Linked DNA regions of Homo sapiens: all the other regions are linked to region 3. The links are chromatin contacts, found by Hi-C or POLR2A ChIA-PET in ENCODE. All regions are on one chromosome and are shown on one strand. Each heading gives the region's core, a stretch centred on a gene start or an enhancer-like site at or near the end of the contact. The rest is flanking DNA. Distances are from core to core; before and after follow the strand shown.

The links. A loop is a pair of places that touch in the nucleus more often than their neighbours do. ChIA-PET counts read pairs that join two places held with the same protein, here RNA polymerase II (POLR2A). Pooled maps may share reads with other maps.
Region 1: a loop to region 3 is called in a map of B cell, with 31 times the contacts of the local background. The contact joins the promoter of FGFRL1 here to the enhancer-like site in region 3. A Hi-C loop is called at or near these places in 2 of 168 maps with a recorded cell type or tissue (B cell and CD8-positive, alpha-beta T cell), 2 of 37 single-sample maps with no recorded cell type and 8 of 50 pooled maps. POLR2A ChIA-PET finds 5 or more read pairs at or near these places in 4 of 52 experiments (AG04450, HepG2, PC-3 and 1 more).
Region 2: a loop to region 3 is called in a map of right cardiac atrium, with 2.3 times the contacts of the local background. The contact joins two enhancer-like sites. A Hi-C loop is called at or near these places in 40 of 168 maps with a recorded cell type or tissue (A673, B cell, CD4-positive, alpha-beta T cell and 25 more), 30 of 37 single-sample maps with no recorded cell type and 39 of 50 pooled maps. POLR2A ChIA-PET finds 5 or more read pairs at or near these places in 15 of 52 experiments (B cell, CD4-positive, alpha-beta T cell, CD4-positive, alpha-beta memory T cell and 11 more).

What each region holds. Positions count from the first base shown.
Region 1 is chr4:1,008,644-1,012,875 of GRCh38, reverse strand. FGFRL1 (fibroblast growth factor receptor like 1) reads right to left here and starts at 1,250. Exons shown (of 7, transcript NM_001004356.3): 1 at 922-1,250; 2 at 312-406. The coding sequence starts at 390. RefSeq lists silencers at 509-578, 1,258-1,777, 2,608-2,677, 2,968-3,067, 3,318-3,427 and an enhancer at 2,295-2,927.
Region 2 is chr4:1,328,972-1,332,980 of GRCh38, reverse strand. It overlaps MAEA (macrophage erythroblast attacher, E3 ubiquitin ligase), which reads right to left. Exons shown (of 9, transcript NM_001017405.3): 6 at 116-224. Among named protein-coding and RNA genes, the nearest start is that of UVSSA, 16 kb to the left of the region's middle. Within about 2 kb of position 2,745, at least 6 of the 41 ENCODE cell types and tissues checked have a DNase peak (open chromatin) inside an H3K27ac peak, as active enhancers do; they include CD8-positive, alpha-beta T cell and natural killer cell, where a contact is called at or near this core.
Region 3 is chr4:1,165,132-1,169,345 of GRCh38, reverse strand. SPON2 (spondin 2) reads left to right here. Exons shown (of 6, transcript NM_012445.4): 6 at 1,690-2,414. The coding sequence ends at 1,874. The region is part of intron 1 of LOC124900647 (nascent polypeptide-associated complex subunit alpha, muscle-specific form-like); the gene reads right to left. Among named protein-coding and RNA genes, the nearest start is that of SPON2, 5.3 kb to the left of the region's middle. RefSeq lists a silencer at 1,926-2,209 and an enhancer at 2,036-2,285. Within about 2 kb of position 2,010, at least 22 of the 41 ENCODE cell types and tissues checked have a DNase peak (open chromatin) inside an H3K27ac peak, as active enhancers do; they include B cell, CD8-positive, alpha-beta T cell and natural killer cell, where a contact is called at or near this core.

The DNA of each region.
Region 1 (4,232 bases), core at 1-2,500, 160 kb after region 3:
CCTGGACTGCAGGTACGAGTATGAAAGTGTTTGCAAGACCAGGAGCATGTCCTGGGGAGCCAGGACTAAAGCCCACCTGGCCAGCAAGCACGCATGAGGGGAACCCCTCCAGCCAGCTAGGGGAGCCCCGGTGGGTGCTGTGGACAGCCCATGGGTGAGGGGGCCCTGGAAGGAAGGGGGCCTGGCGAGCGGGGCGGCAGGGGCGGGGCATGGCGCGTGCCAGGCGGGCACTGTGGCAGGGTTCAGGGCCGGGCGGGAAGGGGGCGGCGCTGGCGGAGGCCAGGCTGGCCGGGCTGGGCGCCAGAACTCACCTCGGGCGGCGGCGGCCGGCGGGAAGGCCCCCAGCAGCAGCGGCGGCAGCAGGAGCAGCAACAGGGGGCTCGGCGTCATCTCGGCCTGTCCGGACCTGGGGACATTGGGGGCGCCGTCACTAACACGTGGAACTGGGAGATACCGCCCTCCCCGGTCCCGGGCCGCGGGGATCAGGGGTCTGGCCGCCCTCCCCACAGGCCCTCCCCGCCCGCGCTCCAGGCGGAGGAAGCCGCAGCGGGGAGAAGCTGTGGGTATCAAAGGCAGACAAAGGGTTTACACTAATTACCGGGCTCCCCCGCCGCCCCCCCTCTCCAAACACCGTCTGGATTCCTGGCGCTTGTAACTCCGGCCCTGCCCGCAGGACACACAACACTCAGCGCCCCGCAGATAATCGCCTGCGCCATTAGCGGACAAATTTGCGCTGGGGGGGGCCCACGTGGGGCGCGGGGGCGGGGGCGGGGCAGGCCGGGGGCCCGCAGGAGCGGCGGCGGCGCGCATGACCCGTGCCCAGCTGGGGCCCCGAACCCGCCCCTCCCCGCCCCCGCCCCGGACCCCCGCCCTCCCCCGTGTGCCCACCTGGGGTCGCGGCCGCGCGCGCGGGGGGCTCACCTCGGCGGGGGGCTCAGCGGGCGGGCGGCGGGGTCAGGGCCGGGCCCGCGGCGTGCGCTCCGCGGTCATCGCCGCCCCGGGCGCCGCATCCCGCCGCCCCGCGCCCCCGGGCCCGGTCTCGGGGCGGGGCGGCGCTACCTGGGCGCGGGCGGCTCGGGCCGGGTCGGGGTCCGGGCTCGGGCGCTCGGGGCGCGGGGTCCCGGACCGGGCAGGCGGCGGGGGCGAGTCCGCGGGGCCGGGGGCCGGGGCCGGGATCCCGGGGCGGCGGGGCGAGGGGCCCGGGGCGCCGCGCCGCGAGGCGTCCTTCCCTGCGGGGCTTTGTCAACTCTCCCGGAGCGAGCGCCGAGCCCGGACCCCCGACCCGCCCCCGGCACAACTTCCGGCCAATCCGCGCGCGTCAGCCCTCCCCCGTGCCCCGCCCCGCCGCCAAACTTTTCCCCAATCCGCGCGCGCACACCGCCCCCGCCCCGCCGGGCTCCCGGCCTTAACCCTCGCGGTGCGGACGTCCCCGCGGGCGGGCGGCTTCCCCGGGTCCGGCCCCGCCCCCGCCCCCGCCCCGCCCCAACCCGAGCCTCGCCGCGCCCCCGGCCCCGCCCGCGCGCCCTTGGTCCCCGCAGGCTCCTAGGACCGGCCAGGAGCCGCCGCGCCCTCCCCATACCTGCGCCCGCGCGCGCCCGGGTCGGGTCCTCAACTCTCGAGACACCTCCGCGACCCCCAGAGCAGGCTCCGGCCCTGCCCGCGGCAGTCTGACCTCTGCGCAGCCCCGGGCCGGGCCCAGACCGCTCTCTGGTTGCTCAGAAGGGGGCGGACTGGACGGCCGCGGGAGCTTCGAGGCTTCCAGGTCTGCGCCCCGGGGGGTCTTCGGGAGCAGAAGGGAGAAGCAGGGCCTCGCCCAGCCGGAGCTGCTGGGGACGGGGTAGGGGGGGACGGCCGCGGCGATGCAGGCAGGGGTCCTCCCCGGGGCGTTCGGGTTACCTGGTGCCTTTGGCCAAAGGTATGTTCCCACCTGAGGCCTCCCAGCCTCTCACCTGCTAGTGACGGGAATGACAAGAACATTAATCATCGTAATAGACGTCAACATGCGATTCAATCTCCGCTACCGGGCAGGCGGCCCCAGGAGCAGATGAAGAAACGGAGGCGTGGAGAAGACAGCGCCCAGCTCTTCGCGGCTCTTCCTCCACACGCCTCGCCTGCCGTCCCTGCCCAGGGCCCAGCACGCAGGGCTCCCAGGCCGCACCTCCAGCCGCCCCATGGCCTCCCCTCATCCTGCCTCCCAGTCTTGCAACACAAACCTCACGGCCTGCCCACATCCCGCCTCACACCCTCGACTCCGCGGAGTCACCATCCCAGCACCTCCTCCATCCCCCAGAGCAGCCTCTCTTTCTGGGGCCTGAAGCCCCCTCTTCCAGGAAGTCCTCCCAGGAAAGGCTGAAACTGGAGAGGCCTGGCAGCCGGTGTCCCCAGGCCGAGGAGAGCTAGGCGGGGCGTGGGGGGCGCCAGCTGTCAGGGTGTGGGACTCCTCAAGGCCCGAACTACCCGGCCGTCCCAAGGTGCTGGTTCCCAGCCCAGCGTCCTCCACCCCAAATCCCGCGTCTGGGCCAGCGTGGGCGTCGCGAGGGCGGATGGAGGTGCGCTCGGACGGCCCATCCTGCCCCCGCTGGCGCAGCCGCCGCTGTGCACCCGGGGAAGGGTCCAGGGACCGCCGCGTGGTCCTCCCGGCGGGAGAACGTCCTGCGCCGCCGCCGCGGCCCTGTCCCACAAGGAGCCAGCAGCGCCGGGGCCCACCTGCCGCCCTCCCGGCCGGAGCTGCAGTCACGGACAGGTGGGTGGGGCGGTCTCACGCCCGTGGGAGAGCGGCGCTGAACTTCCCGGACAGCTGGCGAGGAGGCAGCGCTCCCACAGATGTGCGGGCTGCCGGACACAGGTGCGTGGAAAGGGGACAGGTGTGCGGAAACGTGGCTGCGAGCGTGCAAAGTATAAGCAGGGAGCGGACAGGCCGGCAGGTGCCGGCCCCCGAATGAGCGGGCAGTGGGAGGGGCACGGGCAGCGTCGCGGCCCCTGGCGGGCGGGGCCGGGACGGGGGGCGGGGCCAGGGGCGGAGCGGCAGACGGGGCGGGGCCCGAGGCGGACAGGGGCGGGGACGGGGAGGGGGCGGGGCCTGGCCGGGCGGGGGCGGGGCCCGGGCCTCCCGCGCCGGCACGCGCTGCCCTCTGGCGGTGGCGGCGGCGCCGGCGCGGCAGCTCCCGAGGCGTTTTTCCTCGTCTCCTCGCCCCGCCCCGCCCCGCCCCGCCCCGCCCCGCCCGCCACGTCCCAGCCCGCGGCCGGCCCAGGCCCCGTCCTCAGGCAGCCCCCCGCCCCTCGCCCACCCCCGGAACAGGGACTGGGCCCTCCCCGCTCCCACGGCCCTTCGGGTCAGGCAGCGCGGAGCCGAGGGGCCGGCGCAAGCACGTCCTGCCCCTTAAAACTGAAACGGGGCGGTCAGCCACCCTCGGGGTCTCAGGCCCCATCCTCAGCCAACCCCATGGGGTGACCGCGGGAAGACAGGTTCTTGTAGCCACCTACCCAGCCCCGGTGAGCCCCAGGCGCGCAGGTTCGCTAGCACGGATCCTCGCTTGCCCGCGACAGCACCTGCCCCGGGGCAGAAGAGGCAGGACTGGGGGAGAGCCGGGCAGGCCTCACAGAGGCGGCATCTCAGGAACAGCAGGTGTAGGGACTGACAAGGACAGGCGGGTGGAGGAGGCTTGGCAGAGAATGGAGATGCAGTAACAGTGACTTACACACTCTCAGCTGCAGCAACCAAAAAAATAGGTGTGAAAACAGCACGTAAGGCACTGGGCTCACGAAACCGAGGACCGTGGTGCTGGAGAGAGGGGAAGCGACCCGGCAGCGAGGACAGTCCCGCCCACTGCCCAGGCCGGTGCAGAGAAAACCCAGGCAGCCACCGGCGTCTCCCTCAACTGGGAAGACAGAGGTGGCCAGGCAGGGGCTGGAGTTCACAGGTGCTCCAGAGTGCTGGAGAGGAGGGGGCTGCACCGAGAAGCCCAGACACCCACAGAGGGTCTGCCTGGAGGCTTCAGCTAAGCACAGATCAGTGCAGGAGCGTGAAGAAAACACTCAAGGCCAGGGAAAGACCCACCCAGGATCAGAGCCCATGCAGGGCTGGGAATAGTGCCTGTGCTCAGCAGCCAGAGTGGGGAAGCATCGTTAGAGCAGGAAGAAGTTCTCACCCCGTAGTAGGGAAGCATCAACACGAGACTAAATACAGTTCAGGTCCCACCAAACACCACTGAATAAGAAGACCCAGAGCCAGA
Region 2 (4,009 bases), core at 1,496-3,995, 160 kb before region 3:
GTGGCTGGGATGGGGCCCTCACGTCCCGCCCCACGTGTGGAAGCAGCTACAGACCAGAGACACACCCTGGATCCCCACCCCAGCATGACACCGACCCCAGGGACGCACGCCCTACCTTGTACGGGGAGATGTGCGTGTCGGGCGGGAAGGCCAGCATGCCCATGGCCTGGCGCACCTCGTCCAGCTGGCTCCCTTCTGCTTGGCTGAAGTGCTTTCTTGCATGTCTAAAAAACAACATTTTGGCACATTTAAGTTTGCGTTTTAATTTTAACTTTTAGAGACAGGGTTTCACTCTGTCACCCAGGCTGCAGTGCAGTGGCACAGTCACAGCTCACTGTAGCCTCGAACTCTCAGGCTCAGGCGATCTTCCCGAGAAGCTGAGACCGCAGATGTGCAGCACCACACCTAGCTAATGTAAAAAACATCTTGTTAGAGACAGATTCTCGCTGTGTTGCCCAGGCTGGTCTCCAACTCCTGGGCTCAAGCCATCTTCCTGCCCCGGCCTCCCAAAGTGCTGGGATTATAGGCATGAGCCGCTGCACCCGGCCTGCATTTTTAAGTTGAAAAATCTGAGCTAACAGCTTTTATGTCAGAGTCTAGGTACAAAGTAATCGCCTCACTCCAAGCCGACCTGCTGGGTGGGGCTGGGATGGCGGGAGGTGCGGCTCACCAGAGGCTGGAGGAGCAGCTACCAGACACTCCTTCCTCCAGGGGACCAGGGCACCCAAGCCACACAGACAACCCACGGAAAACACCAGAACTGCAAATGGCACCTGCCCCCGAGGGCTCTCCAAAGCGATTCTGGTTTACAAGGAACCCAAACCCTGAGGATTCCCACTCTCCCCAGATGCTCGCCCCCACGGACCCCGTGGCCCCAGCGGACCAAGAACGTGTAGTCTTCTCAACTGCAGTCCTTGCTGTTTGGCAGTGACGCCCAGCACAACCTTCCGAAGAACAGCCTCCCTCAGCCCACAGGCTGGACTCCCTGCAGATCCGGCCCAGCCCTCTCAGCCCTGAGCGTGCCACACACCACATGCAGCCACGATCTTTCCTGAGCCAACTCTGCGGGATGCACACAGGCCTACTCCAGGCCAGAACCCCACTCCAGTCTAAGGCTGGGCAACCAAGAAACCAAAGCAGAACATAACAGATCCCTTTCAAGCTGACCAGCGGGCACCTGCTCACCCCCAGGGCCCCCATTCTCATGCCCCCCCCCACACACAGGGTCACTGTCCCTCTGGCTGTCCTGAGGGCCTGCACCCCCATGTCCTGACCCTCACACGGGCCCCTGTGCACCCCACGTTCTCAGCCCTCAGGGCCCCTCTGCCAAAGCGACCCCAATGCACAGAACCAGGGGCCTCAAGTCCCATGTGTGAGTCAGCCCTGTGCTGTCCAGAACAAGGCATGTACCAAGGAACACAGGGCTGAGGAGGTGCCAGGCGCTCACGGTGGCCTTGGAGAAGATGCAGTGTCTCGCAGAGACTGGAGTTAGTGTAGGAGGTGGCCCAGCAGCCCCTTGATGGATAGCACGGGGACCACGTGTTGGAAGCACCACCAGGAGAGCCCGGGGCAGCAGGGAGTGGGGGGCGTCCACGCTTGGGACCCAGCCTGGGGAGTCCACATGGCTGACGCCCCAGGGCCTGTGCAGGGCCTGGGAGTCGGGGGTGAATCCACACGGCCGACCCCGCAGGGTGCATACAGGGACTGGGAGTCGGGGGTGAGTCCACACGGCTGACCCCGCAGGGTGCGTGTGCAGGGGCTGGGGACGGCCATCCGAGATTCCAGTGCCCATGCATCCCCCTCCTTGGAGCGTGTGGGTGGGCGTGGGTCTGAGTCCAGGAGGAGCCCCACCCAACCCCCTCATTCCATCTCTGGAGACAAGTCACCCTTCGTCACACGCCAAGACGTGCACAGAACACGGCCAACGGGCATCTCACCTCCTCCCAGAGCTGCTGAAGAGAGGAAATTTAATCTCCGTGGTTGACATCTACAAGATCTCATTTGCATGACCTGGTTTACGCGTCTTATCTCACCATCAATCAAACCCCAGACAGACATCATCCGCCTAACAAGCTGCCTCACCTCGCACCCCAGGTCCCTGATCCACAAATCCTGACCCCAAGACAGAAACAGAAAACCTAACAGTGGCGGCTGACTCTTTTCAGATCGTTTGATGCCAGCATTCAGCCCCAACACACAGAGAACTGCAGCCGAGATGTGGGGCCCTCAGAGCAGGTCCGGGGAGAACAGCACGGTATGCATCCACAGGACACAGGGGAAACAAAACCGTGACTTTTAACAAACTAAATGCAGCTAACATAAGAAACACAAAAACTTCCATTTTTCTTTAAAAATATAAACACACGGGCCAGGCACGGTGGCTCACGCCTGTAATCCCAGCACTTTGGGAGGCCAAGGTGGGCGGATCACAAGGTCAGGAGTTTGAGACCAGCCTGGCCAACATGGTGAAACCCCATCTCTACTAAAAATACAAAAATTAGCCGGGCGTGGTGGTGGGCGCCTGTAATCCCAGCTACTCAGAGGCTGAGGCAGGACAATCACTTGAACCCGGGAGGCGGAGGTTGCGGTGAGCTGAGATTGTGCCAGGCAACAGAGCAAAACTCAACCTCAAAACACACACACACACACACGGAAAGAGAGAGAGAGAGAAACACCCAGAAGACAAAATTCCTAAACTGTGCCTGGCCAGGCTGAGGTGTGGGTGTGCGACAGACGGCACGGAGCTGCTCACACAAAGCCCATGAAGTACAGGCCAGGTCCCAGCCGCCTGGGGTCAGGGATTCACTTACTCATTTACTAAAAATTAAAGGCGTTAAAAGTTAATCACTAGCAGCTCATACTTTTGCATTTCGCAAAAACCCACAAATGCCCCAGGCAGGGCGGAGCTGCAGCCACCCCAGCCAACGAGGCCCCCTGCCCGGCCCAGCACGCTGGCTCCACAGACAGCAGGACTCACCTTGCCTGCCCCAGTGGACCCAGAGGCTAGGCTGCTGGCCTCAAGCCCTGTAGATGGTGCCCGACGCTCCAGCGCCATGTGGACCGTGAGTTCAGAGGTGGACGGGAAGCTCCTGCGGGCTGGGACCCTGGCAGCAGGTGAGAGGGCCCTGCCTGGAGCCCTCAGGAGACATGTGGCCAGGCTTCTCCGCCTTCCCTCTTGTCCAGCCTCAGTGAGTGATACACAACACCCTCTGGGCTCCCAGCCAAACACCCGCACTCCCTCACCCCACAAACGTCCTGCCGATGCCCCACCTGCCACCCCAGCCCAGCTCCCGTGTGCCTTGTGGGTGGCTCCAGGGCCACGCTGAGCTGAGGCCGGACTTCCCTGACCAGGCCCTGGCACCTGGAGAACCACTCCCAAGACGGCCCCAGCAGAGGATGTAGCTCACACTGCGCCTGCCCCCGAGACACTGGGGTGTTGTTTGCCATGCCTGCCCGGCTGGCTGCTGAGGCTTCGAGGCAGCACGTGTCTGCTTGCGGGAGGAAGGACACGCACTTCCTGGGACCTGCCTGCTCCCCTGCAACAGACGAGGCCGCAGAGGGCACAGCTCTGAGCTCGGCTCAGACATTATGAGGTGGAGGCCCCGCGAGTCTCTAGGGCAGATTCTACCCAGAGCAGGGGGAACAAGGCAAAGAGACCCTACACGGAGCGGGGGGAACACAGGCAAAGAGACCCTACGCGGAGCGGGGGGAACACAGGTAAACAGACCCTACACGGAGCCAGGGTAACACAGGCAAATAGACCCTATGCGGAGTGGGGGTAACAGGTCAACAGACCCTATGCGGAACCAGCTGCCACCTAGATGAAGACATCTGTGACGGAGGGACTCCGGGATGGACACGTTTTGTTTTCAGACTCCAGGGCTGACAGTGGCCGGGGCCCTCAAGGAGACGGAGGCTGACTCGGGATGGAAGCAGACTGCCGCCGGACAGAGGCCAGCGACACAGGCACCGAGGCCACACGGAGGCCAGAGCAGAGCGGGAGCCCCTC
Region 3 (4,214 bases), core at 761-3,260:
TTGTCCACGCGGATGCCCCATTCCAAGCAGATGTCCCCGAGCCACTTACCCAACAGGCAGACGTGCCAGCACTGTTCGTGGTGTGCAACTGGTCTGGCGGGAAGAGCCCCTCGTGGGCAGAGGGTCCAGAGAGGTGCGGTTTGCCCCACATTTGGGGGCACTGGGCCACAGTGGGCAGGGGAGCACATGGCCAGTGCCCTGGGCTAGGAGAGGGATAAAGTCAGCTGTGGCCAAGCAGAAGCAGTATTGCAGGGGAAGGGTGGGGAGAGACTGTGCTATGAGCTCTGAGCAGGAGGCAGGACATGGAGAGAAGGGTGGGAGACGGACAGAGCCAGCTGTGCCAGCCGAGGGACCAGAGTGGGCAGTGGGGACGGAGCACAGACCACCGCCCACAAGGGTCTCTCCTGTGACTTCTGGCTTCCCGAGGGCAGAGGCTGGGATGGGCATGTGGCGGCTGGCACCCAGGAGGCTCCGCCAGGTCCACGCCAAGCCAGCCTGGCTCAGCTCTGGCTTCCTGCTCACACGCTGGATGCCTGTCCCCAGGCCTCCTGACAGGGCTCTGCAGCATTGGAGAGGCTTGTGGTGGGGCCCTCGCTGTAGAACAGGCACTGCCAGTGCTCACTGACTCCTCATTGCAGCCAGGGCAGGGGCGCTCCCACCACCTCGGTTTCAGTCAGGAAGCTGGGGGGTGCTGGGATCTGCCAGCAGCTCTGTGTGCTCCCCAGGTGGGCTGCCCGGGGCCCTGGCTCTCTGGCTTCTACACCAGTGCCCCTGCGAAGCCTCAGCGCCCAAGGTCTTTGCAAGCCCTGTTCCTGCATCTCTGGAGAGGGCTGCTCCAGGTGTGGGCCTGGCCAGGGCTTCCAGACCAGTCCAGGCACTGCACCTGCACATTGACCCCCTTCTCCACTCTCTCTCATCCTTCAGTAGCCACAAAGCTGGCAGCAGGGTACTCGCAGATTTGTGAGGAGAGCCGAGCCCTTGCTGACTGTCCTCCCGTGCACGGCAGAGTGAGGCGGGGCTCCTGGCCTCCTTAGGGGCTGCCCGCTCTGGGCCACACAGCCAGAGAAACACTGTCCATCTGGCTGGCTTGGCCTGTGGGGTGCAAAAGAGGTGTTTTCACTTTGCTTTGGAAACATGGAAATTACCAAGTGACTTAACCATAACACCAAATGATGATTTTTAAATTTATGAAAATTATGGAACCAGATGGGACACAGGGAAACGAGAACGATACTGAAAAGGTCTGAGTCCTGTGGGGGGTCCAGGTCCCGCAAGACAGCTAATCAGGTGCCCCTGTCTGTTATTCGGGTAAATGTAGCAGCTGGGTCCAGGCTCGGGCAGAGCAGCTTTCTACAGCAGGGGTGTCCGCCCTCTCCCGGGGTTCCCACGGGGTTCCCAGGGGCCCCTTACTCTGCCACGATGTGGGAGTTCCACCACCACAGGGACTTGAGCGGCAGCTCCGGCTCTTACGTAGAAACGCGCAACTCCAGTCCCTAGGTTGTGTCCGAGGTTGCTATGGTGCCATCCCATCTTGCCGCTCACTCTGCGACTGTGCGGAGAAACGCAAGTGCCCCCGAAGGGTGGGCGTGGCCTCTGATGAATGCACACGTTGGTGGGAGGTGGCTTCCGTTTGTACGAAGCGCCTCTTCACGCGAGCGTTCACCTCGGTCTCCCCTTTGCTTGGTCCAGTTCCAGAAACGCCGCTGGACTGCGAGGTCTCCCTGTGGTCGTCCTGGGGACTGTGCGGAGGCCACTGTGGGAGGCTCGGGACCAAGAGCAGGACTCGCTACGTCCGGGTCCAGCCCGCCAACAACGGGAGCCCCTGCCCCGAGCTCGAAGAAGAGGCTGAGTGCGTCCCTGATAACTGCGTCTAAGACCAGAGCCCCGCAGCCCCTGGGGCCCCCCGGAGCCATGGGGTGTCGGGGGCTCCTGTGCAGGCTCATGCTGCAGGCGGCCGAGGGCACAGGGGGTTTCGCGCTGCTCCTGACCGCGGTGAGGCCGCGCCGACCATCTCTGCACTGAAGGGCCCTCTGGTGGCCGGCACGGGCATTGGGAAACAGCCTCCTCCTTTCCCAACCTTGCTTCTTAGGGGCCCCCGTGTCCCGTCTGCTCTCAGCCTCCTCCTCCTGCAGGATAAAGTCATCCCCAAGGCTCCAGCTACTCTAAATTATGTCTCCTTATAAGTTATTGCTGCTCCAGGAGATTGTCCTTCATCGTCCAGGGGCCTGGCTCCCACGTGGTTGCAGATACCTCAGACCTGGTGCTCTAGGCTGTGCTGAGCCCACTCTCCCGAGGGCGCATCCAAGCGGGGGCCACTTGAGAAGTGAATAAATGGGGCGGTTTCGGAAGCGTCAGTGTTTCCATGTTATGGATCTCTCTGCGTTTGAATAAAGACTATCTCTGTTGCTCACAAATGTCCCTGGCTGTCCCCACACTTGTTCTGGGCCCCGTGCAGTGCAGGGACCCGTGGTGTGCGCTAATTGGGGACACACATTCAGAAGGCGCCTGGTGCTGCCGTCAGGGCCATGAGGCACGTGCTCTGTGTGTGTGTGGGAGGCAGGCCTGAGACCTACAGATCTCCCCACAACAGACGCCACCCCTGGCCCATACAGGATTTCAGAAGACACAGCAAATGGCATGTCAGATGCATCCACAAACCCGGCAGGCACGCGCCTGCCCACAGGACGATCAGAAGCTCAGACAAGGGGCACCTTGAGATCCGGACGAGGCCCCAGAAGCCCTCACTCTGCCCCCTCCTCTGTGGGAGCAGCTTGCATTGCTGCTGTTCATGGGGGGGCCACTGACCACCAAGACCCTCGCAGCCCATCAGGCCACCAGCAGACACCTCCTGAGACCTGAGCTCAGAGGCCCCAACCTCAAAGATGTCCTCAGGGGCTCACTGTAATCTGTCGTGGCCCTTTCTGCAGCAGGGGTCCCCAGGCCTCCCCACCAGTGCCACTCACCTGGTGGAACCCCAGGGCCCTCTCAGTGCCTGGGCGGGAGCTCTGTGTGGTTTGAGGATGGAGATGCTTGGGGGATGGCTGCTTCTTCAGTCCTCTCCCAGTGACTGGAAGGTGGGGGCTCACTTCTCTCACCGAGGCCTGGTAGACGACCCTTCCTCGTAACTGTCTAAGGCCCTCCAGCCCTGATGCTTCTAGAACCAGACCCCAGGCCCAGCTCCCACCACCCTGCACGCCATCCCCGCCCACCATCCTTGAAAACAATGAACTAAGCCCAAGCTCACGGGCGCATGAGCTCTGAGGTGACGTGGAGATCTGAAAAACCCCTGGCTTAAAGTTTTCTTAAGGTTCCTGGGACTGACAATGCCAGGAGGCCCCTGAAAGAATGGCCGTAAATCCTGTGTAGAGATCACACTGTGTACTTGGAACTCAAGAGGATCCCCAGGAACATGAACCCACAATCAGAACCCATAAAACGCACAGAACACCAGCCTTGATGCTCCTGAGTCAGAGCACATGGCAAACTCCACGGTCAGAGCCACCGGGCCGCTGGGGCTGGCATGACCAGGAGAAGATGCTGACCGAGTTAACCTCGCCAGGAGCTCTAAACTCAAAGACACCAGAGCAGCACAATGGGGTGGTGCATTGAAGCCTCGACAGACGGACACAACACTCCAGTCAAAGGGCAGAGACTGCAAGAGCAGACTCACAGAACCATGCGCTACTGTGGAGCCTGTGAAGTCCTGTAGGATCACTGAAAGGCTGGGGAAGGGGTTGTGGTGCAGACTCCTGCAGACACCTGGATCCACCTGCCCTCCCTCCTGGAGCATGGAGCTGGGGGTCCCTGGGGTAGGACAGGCGTCACTTTGGGGCCAGAACATTTACTGCCCAGGTGAGAGGCTATTGTGCTTTCCTGGCCTCAGGGACCCCAGGGCATGTGTTGACGTGGGTGCCATCACTGAAGTCTCTGGGGCCCCAGGGCATGTGTTGATGTGGGTGCCATCACAGAAGTCTCCAGGGCCCCAGGGCATGTGTTGACGTGGGTGCCATCACAGAAGTCTCTGGGGCCCCAGGGCATGTGTTGACGTGGGTGCCATCACAGAAGTCTCTGGGGCCCCCACGCCACTAGGACGGCCACTGTTGTGCTGAGGCATTGAGATTTGAAGGAGACCAATGGGGAACGCCATCCGGTAATGGAATGCTGTGTGAGGAATCCCACAGGGGCCGCCTGGCCGGAGGGTGGATCAGACAGGA